Linked DNA regions of Mus musculus: regions 1 and 2 are each linked to region 3. A link is a contact called in ENCODE Hi-C or POLR2A ChIA-PET data. All regions are on one chromosome and are shown on one strand. The core of a region is the stretch at or near the end of the contact, and the rest is flanking DNA. Distances in the headings are between cores, read along the strand shown. Region 1 holds the start of Epha2 (Eph receptor A2). Region 2 has its middle 3.0 kb from the start of Gm13056. Region 3 has its middle 29 kb from the start of Fam131c.

The links. A loop is a pair of places that touch in the nucleus more often than their neighbours do. ChIA-PET counts read pairs that join two places held with the same protein, here RNA polymerase II (POLR2A).
Region 1: POLR2A ChIA-PET joins it to region 3 with 11 read pairs in embryonic stem cell. The contact joins the promoter of Epha2 here to the enhancer-like site in region 3. POLR2A ChIA-PET finds 5 or more read pairs at or near these places in 4 of 5 experiments (Patski and embryonic stem cell).
Region 2: POLR2A ChIA-PET joins it to region 3 with 21 read pairs in embryonic stem cell. The contact joins two enhancer-like sites. A Hi-C loop is called at or near these places in 2 of 37 maps with a recorded cell type or tissue (T-helper 2 cell and heart). POLR2A ChIA-PET finds 5 or more read pairs at or near these places in 4 of 5 experiments (Patski and embryonic stem cell).

Annotation. Positions count from the first base shown.
Region 1 is chr4:141,299,917-141,302,767 of GRCm38, forward strand. Epha2 (Eph receptor A2) reads left to right here and starts at 1,305. Exons shown (of 17, transcript NM_010139.3): 1 at 1,305-1,518. The coding sequence starts at 1,437.
Region 2 is chr4:141,280,099-141,282,798 of GRCm38, forward strand. No RefSeq gene overlaps it. Among named protein-coding and RNA genes, the nearest start is that of Gm13056, 3.0 kb to the left of the region's middle. Within about 2 kb of position 1,378, at least 1 of the 3 ENCODE cell types and tissues checked has a DNase peak (open chromatin) inside an H3K27ac peak, as active enhancers do; it is heart, where a contact is called at or near this core.
Region 3 is chr4:141,337,633-141,340,380 of GRCm38, forward strand. No RefSeq gene overlaps it. Among named protein-coding and RNA genes, the nearest start is that of Fam131c, 29 kb to the right of the region's middle. Within about 2 kb of position 1,404, at least 1 of the 3 ENCODE cell types and tissues checked has a DNase peak (open chromatin) inside an H3K27ac peak, as active enhancers do; it is heart, where a contact is called at or near this core.

The DNA of each region.
Region 1 (2,851 bases), core at 55-2,554, 38 kb before region 3:
GATGCTCCGGTACTTCATCCAAACATGCTCACACATACATGTCCAGCCACTCTCCTTCTCAGAAGACATAGCCTTCTCTCCCATCATCCATCCCTGATCAAAGGCTTTAATTAACCCCAACACCTATAATTAACCCTTTCTCTCCCCCTCCAGGGGAAATGTCTGAACCCGTTTCTCAGAAACAGGCGCCAAGGCCAAGCTGGTGGGTAGGACCCCAGGAGGAGCACCTGGTACCAGAGTTGTATAATATGGGCCAGGATGACCAGGGACTGGGGAGTCACAGAGAGGAAGGCCAGGGACTAGGAGGTGGGCAGAAAGGTCCACGGAGAACCAAGCCTGCTACAGCTGTTCCCTTTCCACTGGCCAAATGGTAACAGAGCAACAGGCAGTTGTGGGTGACTGGACTGGCTGCCTGGTTCACTTCACATCCGTTTGTTTCACTGACTCTAGACGCCAAGAGAAGAGATGAACTCAGATTTGAGGAACCTTGGCAGAGGAAGGGTGGGTAGGAGGCAGACATCCCCAAGGTATCAAAACGTAATCTCATTCTGTCACCCAGGGATCAGGGGACAAGGGTGTTCTGTTGGAGTTCAGAGGCAGAGGTCAAGAGTTACCCATGAGGGTGTGTGCTGGGTCCCCAAATGGAAGTGGTTAAAGCAGGTCAGGGCCCAGCTTCAAGTCCTGTGACTTGTCTGTGACTGTTGAGTTGTGCAGCCTTTGGGTATCCTAGGGTACCTTGGAACCTTATCTTAAGCCCTCCACTCTAAAGTGAAGACACCTGCATGTCTGACATGTTCCCAGAGGCACTACTCTTGGTACACAGCTTAGAGGACCTTCCTGGGTGTGGCATATCTTCTGGGGGACTCAGGAGCAAGTGTGTATGTGTGTTTGTGTGTGTGTGTGTGTGTGTGTGTGTGTGTTATCAGGAGTTCTTGTTCTTGTTCTTTTTCTTTTTCTATTTTTTGGTTTTTTGAGGCCCTTTGCTACGGAAGCTTCTACTTCTCAGATTTACAATTCACATCTTGAAGCCCAAGGGCAAAAGGGGAGAGTAGGCACAAATTCATTCCACATATTTGGACACTAACCCTGGTGGCGCTTTGAAATGAGAAATCTCCTCAAGGTTTGCACACGAAGGCCCACGCACTGGCCCCCTCAATCCTCCCCAAATTCCTGACCTCCCCCCCAACCCCAACTTCCCTCTGGCTTCCCCGCCCTCTAGTCAGGGTGTCAGTCCGGCCCCTTTAAAGACATTCCTGAGGGCGTGGTTTCGGTGACGTCAGCGCAGGGCATGAATGAACAGGAGCGGGTTCTCACCCAACTTCCATTAAGGACTTGGAGCAGGAGGGTAGAAGTTGTCTCTGTCGGCGGGCGGGCAGGATTGGGGCACCGAGACCGGCGTGCGGACAGCAGGGATCGCGGGGAGCGAGGGGTGCGGCATGGAGCTCCGGGCAGTCGGTTTCTGCCTGGCGCTGCTGTGGGGTTGCGCGCTGGCGGCCGCGGCGGCACAGGGAAAGGAAGGTGAGTGTCTACGCGGTCGGTGGCCGCAGCCTAGCAGGGACTCCGGGACATGGGACCCCGGGCGCCCCAGCCTCCTCTCTGGGACGCACCTTTGGAAACTGACTTATGGCTGCTGGGTCTCAGTGCGCAAGGTTAGGCAGAGCGCGCGGGCTGCGGTCCGGAACGATCTTGGGGATCCATACCCTGAGATCCTAGGTTCTCTGGAACTAAGGGATCTCGGCTGGGGCGCGCAGGGCTCGGAGGCCGCGGGAAGGGGGACGCGGCGCCCGCCACGCGGTTTCAGCCCTGTGGCGGCTTCTGGAGCGGGACCCCCGCAGGGCGCTCTCGGTCCCTCAGAGGAAAGGACGCTCAGTAGGGTTTTCCCGGCGATCAGCCTCTTAGTAACCCGAGTTCACTTAACTCATCATCTGCCCCGATTTCTCGCGGAAGGCATTTGGATGCAGGCCCTGCTTTTTGGGGAGGGGTCCTCTCGGTGCCCTGCACCAAGCAAAAGAGTCTCTCTACGCCCCATCCGATTTTTCACTGGGGTCCTTTGGGCCAGCATTGGGAGCGCCTGGGGTCAGCCCCGGCCACTCACACCTTCCCTCCTTCCCAAGCTGCCCTCCCAGGTTCGGGAGACAGGTTAAGGGCTGGGAGCGAGTACAGGAAGTCCCAAAGTCAAGTGTTCTGAGCAAGGGGTGACTCAGAAGGAGGAAATGCGGCAGGTGGGGTTGCGGCTTCCCGCGGTGTGGAGCCGTCATCTCGGGGCCACGGGGAGCCCAGGCACCTGGAGGTGGGGGAGTGAATCACCTGCCCCCGCCCCAGCGTCTTGGAGCCACGCAAGGTGAGGGGGCCCGCACAGGTTGCCTTTGCTCAAGGCCGCAGCCGGGGGTGTGCTTGGGGGCGTTGTCCCTCAGCTAGGGTCTCCGAGAGGGTGGGAATTCCTGCCCTGCCCTTGGCCGAGGATCTTCCTGTCTACCCAGCCGGAGCTAGCTGGCTTCCGTTTCCCACAGCAAAAACTTTTCTCTGCTTTTGGGCATAGCAAGTCTTCTGCCGACTCCAGCTAGGGGTCGGGGGGTGAAGCGCAGAGGAACCCTTTGGGGTGAGAAGTTTCCTTATTCTTTTCGCCTTCCACGTTGGGAGGGTAAAAGGCCAGACTGGAGCTCTTGAAGGGTGGAGAGTTAGGGGTAAACGGGGTGTTAGATCCTGGCCCTGTCTCGAGGAAGGGCCAAAGTTGCTTTTGCCAAGGTGTGAACAGGGCAGGGATTCTGAGATCCTAACTCCCCTCCCTGATCCAGCTTGTGGCTCCCTCTTCCTGGGTACTGTGGTTGGGGAGCAGGGAAAGACAGCTGGG
Region 2 (2,700 bases), core at 128-2,627, 58 kb before region 3:
ACACCTTTAATCCCAGCACTCGGGCGGCAGAGGCAGGCAGATCTCTGTCTGAGTTCGAGGCCAGCCTGGTCCACAGAGTGAGTTCCAGGATAGCCAGGGCTACACAGAGAAACCCTGTCTCAAAACAAAACAAAACAAAACAAAACAAAACAAAATCTTTGTATTACAGTGTATGTGTATATGTCTGTGTGTGTGTGTGTATGACAGTGTGTGTGCCAGGAGGTCAGAGGCCAGCCTTCAGATGTCCATTCTCTCCTCCTGCCCTGTAGGTCCTACAGATCCCACTCTGTCAGGCTTGGCAGCAGGCTACATCACTCACTGAGCCAGGCACCATTCTGGTTTGTGTCTTTATTGTAATAACGTACACACTCTACAACTGACCATTTTAATCTCATGTTTTGGTTTTCAACCTTTGAGACAGGGACTTGCTATTTATCCCAGGATGGTCTTGAACTTGCCATCCTTCTGCCTCAGCCTCCTGAGAGCTAAAGTTACTGGCATGAGTTTGTGGCAGGAGCTTTGTTCCAGGGTGTGAGCTGGTGACCTTTTGAGCTCTTGCTGGACTAGTCACCCTGATGACCAGTGGCCTCAGCTGGGGCCTTGTTCCACCAGGTAGACTCAGAGAGAACTTGGAAAGCTCCCTTGCATGACGCCATTATACAGGAAGAAAGGTTGAGGCCCAGAAAACATAAGAAGGTGGGGCTGAGCCAGAACTGAGCCAGGATTCATGGCATAAATATCCAGATGTTGCTATCTTCCTACACACCACCTGACAGGAGCTACCCAGAGAATGAGTGGGGGGTGAATGAATGAGTGAGCAAATGAATGAGTGAGTGAATGAATGAATGAATGGGCAAATGAATGAGTGAGCAAATGAATGAATGAACAAATGAATGAGTGAGAGAATGAATGAATTAGCAAACGAATGAATGAATGAGCAAATGAATGAATGAACAAATGAATGAATGAACAAATGAATGAACGAATGAATGAATGAACGAATGAATAGTGAATGCAGCCAAATGAGCCCGTCTAGCTGAAGAAACATACCCCAGAGGTTAAGTGAGGTACTTGGCAAATATTTACTCAATTGATGACAGTGTCACAGGGCAGGGCTTGCCCTCGTGTCCAGGGGCTCTGAACCTGTAAGCCCTTCAATCTTTACCACAAAGGGGACAGTCAGGACTCTTCCCTGCCCTGCACAGGAAATTGTCATGATGGCGTCAAAAGAGAAGCTAATTGTTAGTGACGAGGAACGCATGGCCTTTCCCCTACGTTTTTCGGACCACAGGCTCAGATCTGTCACCTGGCCTGAGACCAGGGTTCAGGGCATCTGAGCTCAGACTTTCTAAGGCAGGGATCCCTTGGGGATACTGGTGGTGGCCTCCAGCCAGGGGCTGGTAAATGTTTAACACCAGGCTCTCAGGAAGGGGGGGGGGAATAGAAGAGGAACATGAAAGAGGAGGAAGGAAGGGAGGGAGGGAAGAGGGAGGGAGGAGGGAGCAAAGGAGACTCCAGGCTCCTGTAGCCAGCAGAGGTGTCCATATAGCTGCCTCAACTGCCCTCCCTGTCAAGTTCAGAAGCCAAGCAGAGAGCAACACCTACTGTGCTGGTGGCTGCCACTCAGGCTGCCCTGACTGCACTTCTCCTACCAATGGGCCCCAACCTTGGCTTGGGAGGGGGAAGTTCCTCTCTACACTCAGGCACCCCTCCCATCCCTCTCTAGCCCCGGCTTGACTCCAGGGCTTCTAGGGAGATCAACATTGACCCATTGACTGTAGAGTGGTGCACACTCTACAGTGTGAGCACACACACACACACACATAGACACACACACTGTGCCCCTCTCCTCCCAATGATGGCATCCAAGGTCCTGTCCTTGCACGCCCCCGGGTGCCCGAGTGCCTCAGGTCTGGGGGAGTTGAGGTCAGGCTAAGGGGGTGCCTCTGCACTTTGGGAGGCAGGCCGCATTCCTGCCTAGATGTTTCAGTTTCCTTCCAGAGATGGAGATGGGAAGGTAAAGAAATACAGCAGACAGGAAGGTGGGATTCCACGCAGAGGCAAGCCTCACTTACACAGATGGGGAAACTGAGGTCAGGGAGGGCACAGGGTGTGTCTCAAGGCACAGGGAGGGCACAGGGTGTGTCTGGAGGACCTGTGACTCAGTTCCTGAATTGTCCAGCACTTTTTCCTCTGCCTGGCACGAGAAGCAGGGGTAGAGAGGGACAAGTGCAGTATGGTTGTCCTGGGCAAAGTGGCGACCAGCCAAGGGCTTGGTACTTCTTTGGAGTCCCTTGTGCTAGGTGGGGGTCCCTCAGGAAGTGGGGGTGGAGGAGGCTCACCCTCTCAGGAAGTACCCAGGGATCTAAGAAGCACAGAAGCTAATCTGGCCACGTGTTGCAGTAAATCTCCAACCGCTTGCAAAGAGCACACAACTCAGTTACAGTATTTATAAGCTGTATGCCCTGATTGGGCAGATTTGCCACTACACTGCTCTATTCCCAGCTACGAGATCCCCTGCTATTGGTGGTGTCTCTGGGACACATGGTTCTACTCCACTTTTCTTCCACCTCCTCTTTCTCTGGCTGCCTCTCCTTCGTCCTCTCTTCTCCCTCTCTAAAATCTCCAGCCCCACCTTTCCCTTCCACTGCCCGATCACAGATGTGGCCTTTATTAGTTAAATGGGGAGAAGGGTCCTTT
Region 3 (2,748 bases), core at 154-2,653:
GCAGCATCTCTATTATACTATAGCCCAGGCAGGACTTGAACTTTCAAGCTCAACCTTCCAGGTAGCTGAGATTCTAGGCCTGAGCCACTGGTCAAGCCCAGACCACTAATTCTTAGCTCAGAGGCCCACAGAGGGCACGGGTTGCTGAGGGGCATAGAGCCTGGGAGGACAAGGAAGGAAGAGGGGATGAAGAGTCTGGAGATAAAAGCCCTGTGTGTCCTGTGGGAGACAGCACCCTTCCTGAAGACAATTGCTCTCTTCCGATGGATTTTATATAGAGGAAGGGGAGGACTATCAACCTGCAGACAATCTGAGCTCCAGCTCTTGGGCCCATGGATGGAAAAAGCTATAGGAGATGCTGAGTCCCCAGGTCTCCCCAGCACTGCCCCAGGCCTTGGCTGGCAGACTTCTGCAGCAAGCAGGGTACCCAGCCCTAAGCTCCTGCCCTGCTCTTGACCCTGGGTGGGATCTGCCCCTCCCACAGTCTCCATGACCAGACTCTGCCCAGACTCCTCAGGAATGTGGACTGGGGCGGGGGGTTGGGTGCACTCTGTGAAGACAGACCCTTTAGTTTCAGAGTCTGACCCCTCCCTGCACTCCTGGGATAGACGGCTGCAGGTGTCGGAGGGAGACGCACGCATGTGCAGTGTGGACTTTGGTGTGCCTTCACCCAGCTCTGCTTCTCTGAGACACAGAACAGTGTCCCTGCCATGGAGCTGAGGCGGAGATGCCTGCTGAGGCTCTGAGGTTGGGTCTTGGGCTGGAGAGAGAAAGAGAGATGTGGGAATCAGCCTTCTATGGAGCGCCTCTCTCTGCCTCCTCTGGCTTCAGGAATCGCCTTAATTACAGCGTCAGTCAGTCCGTGCTTCCTGCCATAAACCCAAGAATCTAAATTAAAAGGCAGAAGGCTGGTTACCCCTTCCCTCCAACCCCCCGAGTCTGCTGGGAAGCTCTCCTGGACACTGGCCACAGAGGAAGGCTAACTAGAGGAGGTGCCCAGGGCCCAGAACTGGGGGCTTGAAGGAGGGCGTCTGCACATCATTGCCCGGTGCCTGTAGCTTGCCAGCAACACCACCAGACTGGCACCAGGACTCTGGTTTCCAGAGGAAGAAACTGAGGCACATACCAGAGTCTCCCTGGGCAATGATGGCTGAGTTGGCTGGACCCGAGTCTCCAGTCCCCAGCAAAGATTTGCTTCCTTTGCGGAAAGCAGGAGGCTGACTGTCAGTTCCTCAGCGGTGGGAAGATCTTGCCCCACATACTCAGGTTCTTCAGCTCCTCAGCAGAAGGCAGGCTACTGGAAGAGGGGGTTTGCAGAGTATGGACAGGCTGCACCCTGGGCAGAGCTGATCCTTTGCAAGCCCAGCTGGTCTGGCCTCTTGGGAGTTTAGTCTCTGTTCCCTCCCCTCCCCCAACCTGATGGGGTAGGAAGGCTCCTGACTGGGGACAATGGGAGGAGTCAAGGCTACCTCAGATCTAGCAAGACACACCCAGAAGGTGTGTGTGTGTGTGTGTGTGTGTGTGTGTGTGTGTATGTGCTGTGTGCTGCAGTGTGTGCATGTTTGTATGTGCACTGTGTGTGCTGTTGTGTGTTTGTATGAACTCACTGTGAGTGTGTGTGTGTGTTTGTGTGTGTGTGTGTGTGTGTGTGTGTGTGTGTGTGTGTGTGTGTGTGTGTGTGTGTTGGGAAAAATGAGGTCATGTGGGCAGCTGGGCTAAGGGTATCCAAACCACTGGAGCCTCCAGGGGAGAGACAGACTTCAGGGGAGGAGGGCTGGGGTGAGGGAGGCTGGAGACAGGGTAGAAGGCTAGGGAGGATGAGGGAGGTCTCAGGGGAGGTCCCAGAGAGGATGGGCTGGGGATGGAGTGACCAGAGACCCCATAGCACAGCAGAGTCAGGATCTGCAGGGGAGGGGCTGCACAGAAGTAGAGGATCCAGAGAAGGCACTGCGGTTTCATTTTCTTCTGGTTGGTGGCTCTCACCCAGGGGCCTGCTTCAAATGCCAGAAGATGACCCAGCCCAGGAGTGAAGGCTCTGTGGACAAGACACTGGTCCGCGCTTCCCCTCCCGTGCAGGGTGACGATGGATCCTGAGAGAACGGACTCTTGGGAGACAGGCTTCAGTGAGACAGCTCATTTAATTGGGGAATGGGGGAGAACAAAGGCTATTTAAACCTTTGGGGTCGAGTGGGCGCAAGTGTACATCACTGGCCAGGGTGGTGGGGACACCTCATTTGCATGAGGAGGAATTCCAGGTGCTGCTGGATGGGACATTATAAAGAGAGGGGAAGTTCATCACCCGTCACGTGACTGCCTCCTGTGTGGCAAAGGTGGGGTGCTCAGGGCTACCAGTACCAGGACATGCAGGCCTGGAGTAAGAAGGGACAGTGGTCCTGCCCTGGCTCATCTCAGGGTGAGATCTGGGGGATTTGGTGACACCTCAGACCCACTCTTGCTCCTCCTGGTCCCAAGGTTTCCTGGACCACATCTCCCTCAAGTTCTTCAGCTCCCGGTATTTGGCGTAGCTGTTAGGGCAGAGCTCACCCACAACTCTCACTCCCAGGGATGGCCAATGGAAAGCTGAGAGAGCGTTAAGGTTGGCGAGCGTGGTGCCGTTGTGGCCTCCGTGTATGGAGGCCTCGCGGAAGCAGTCAACCATGTTGTGTTACAGAAAGCAGAGGAAAGAGCTGGGAACAGTGGAGGCAGAGTCGGGGTGGAAGAGGACCTCAGTCCTGCTCTGGCATCCCT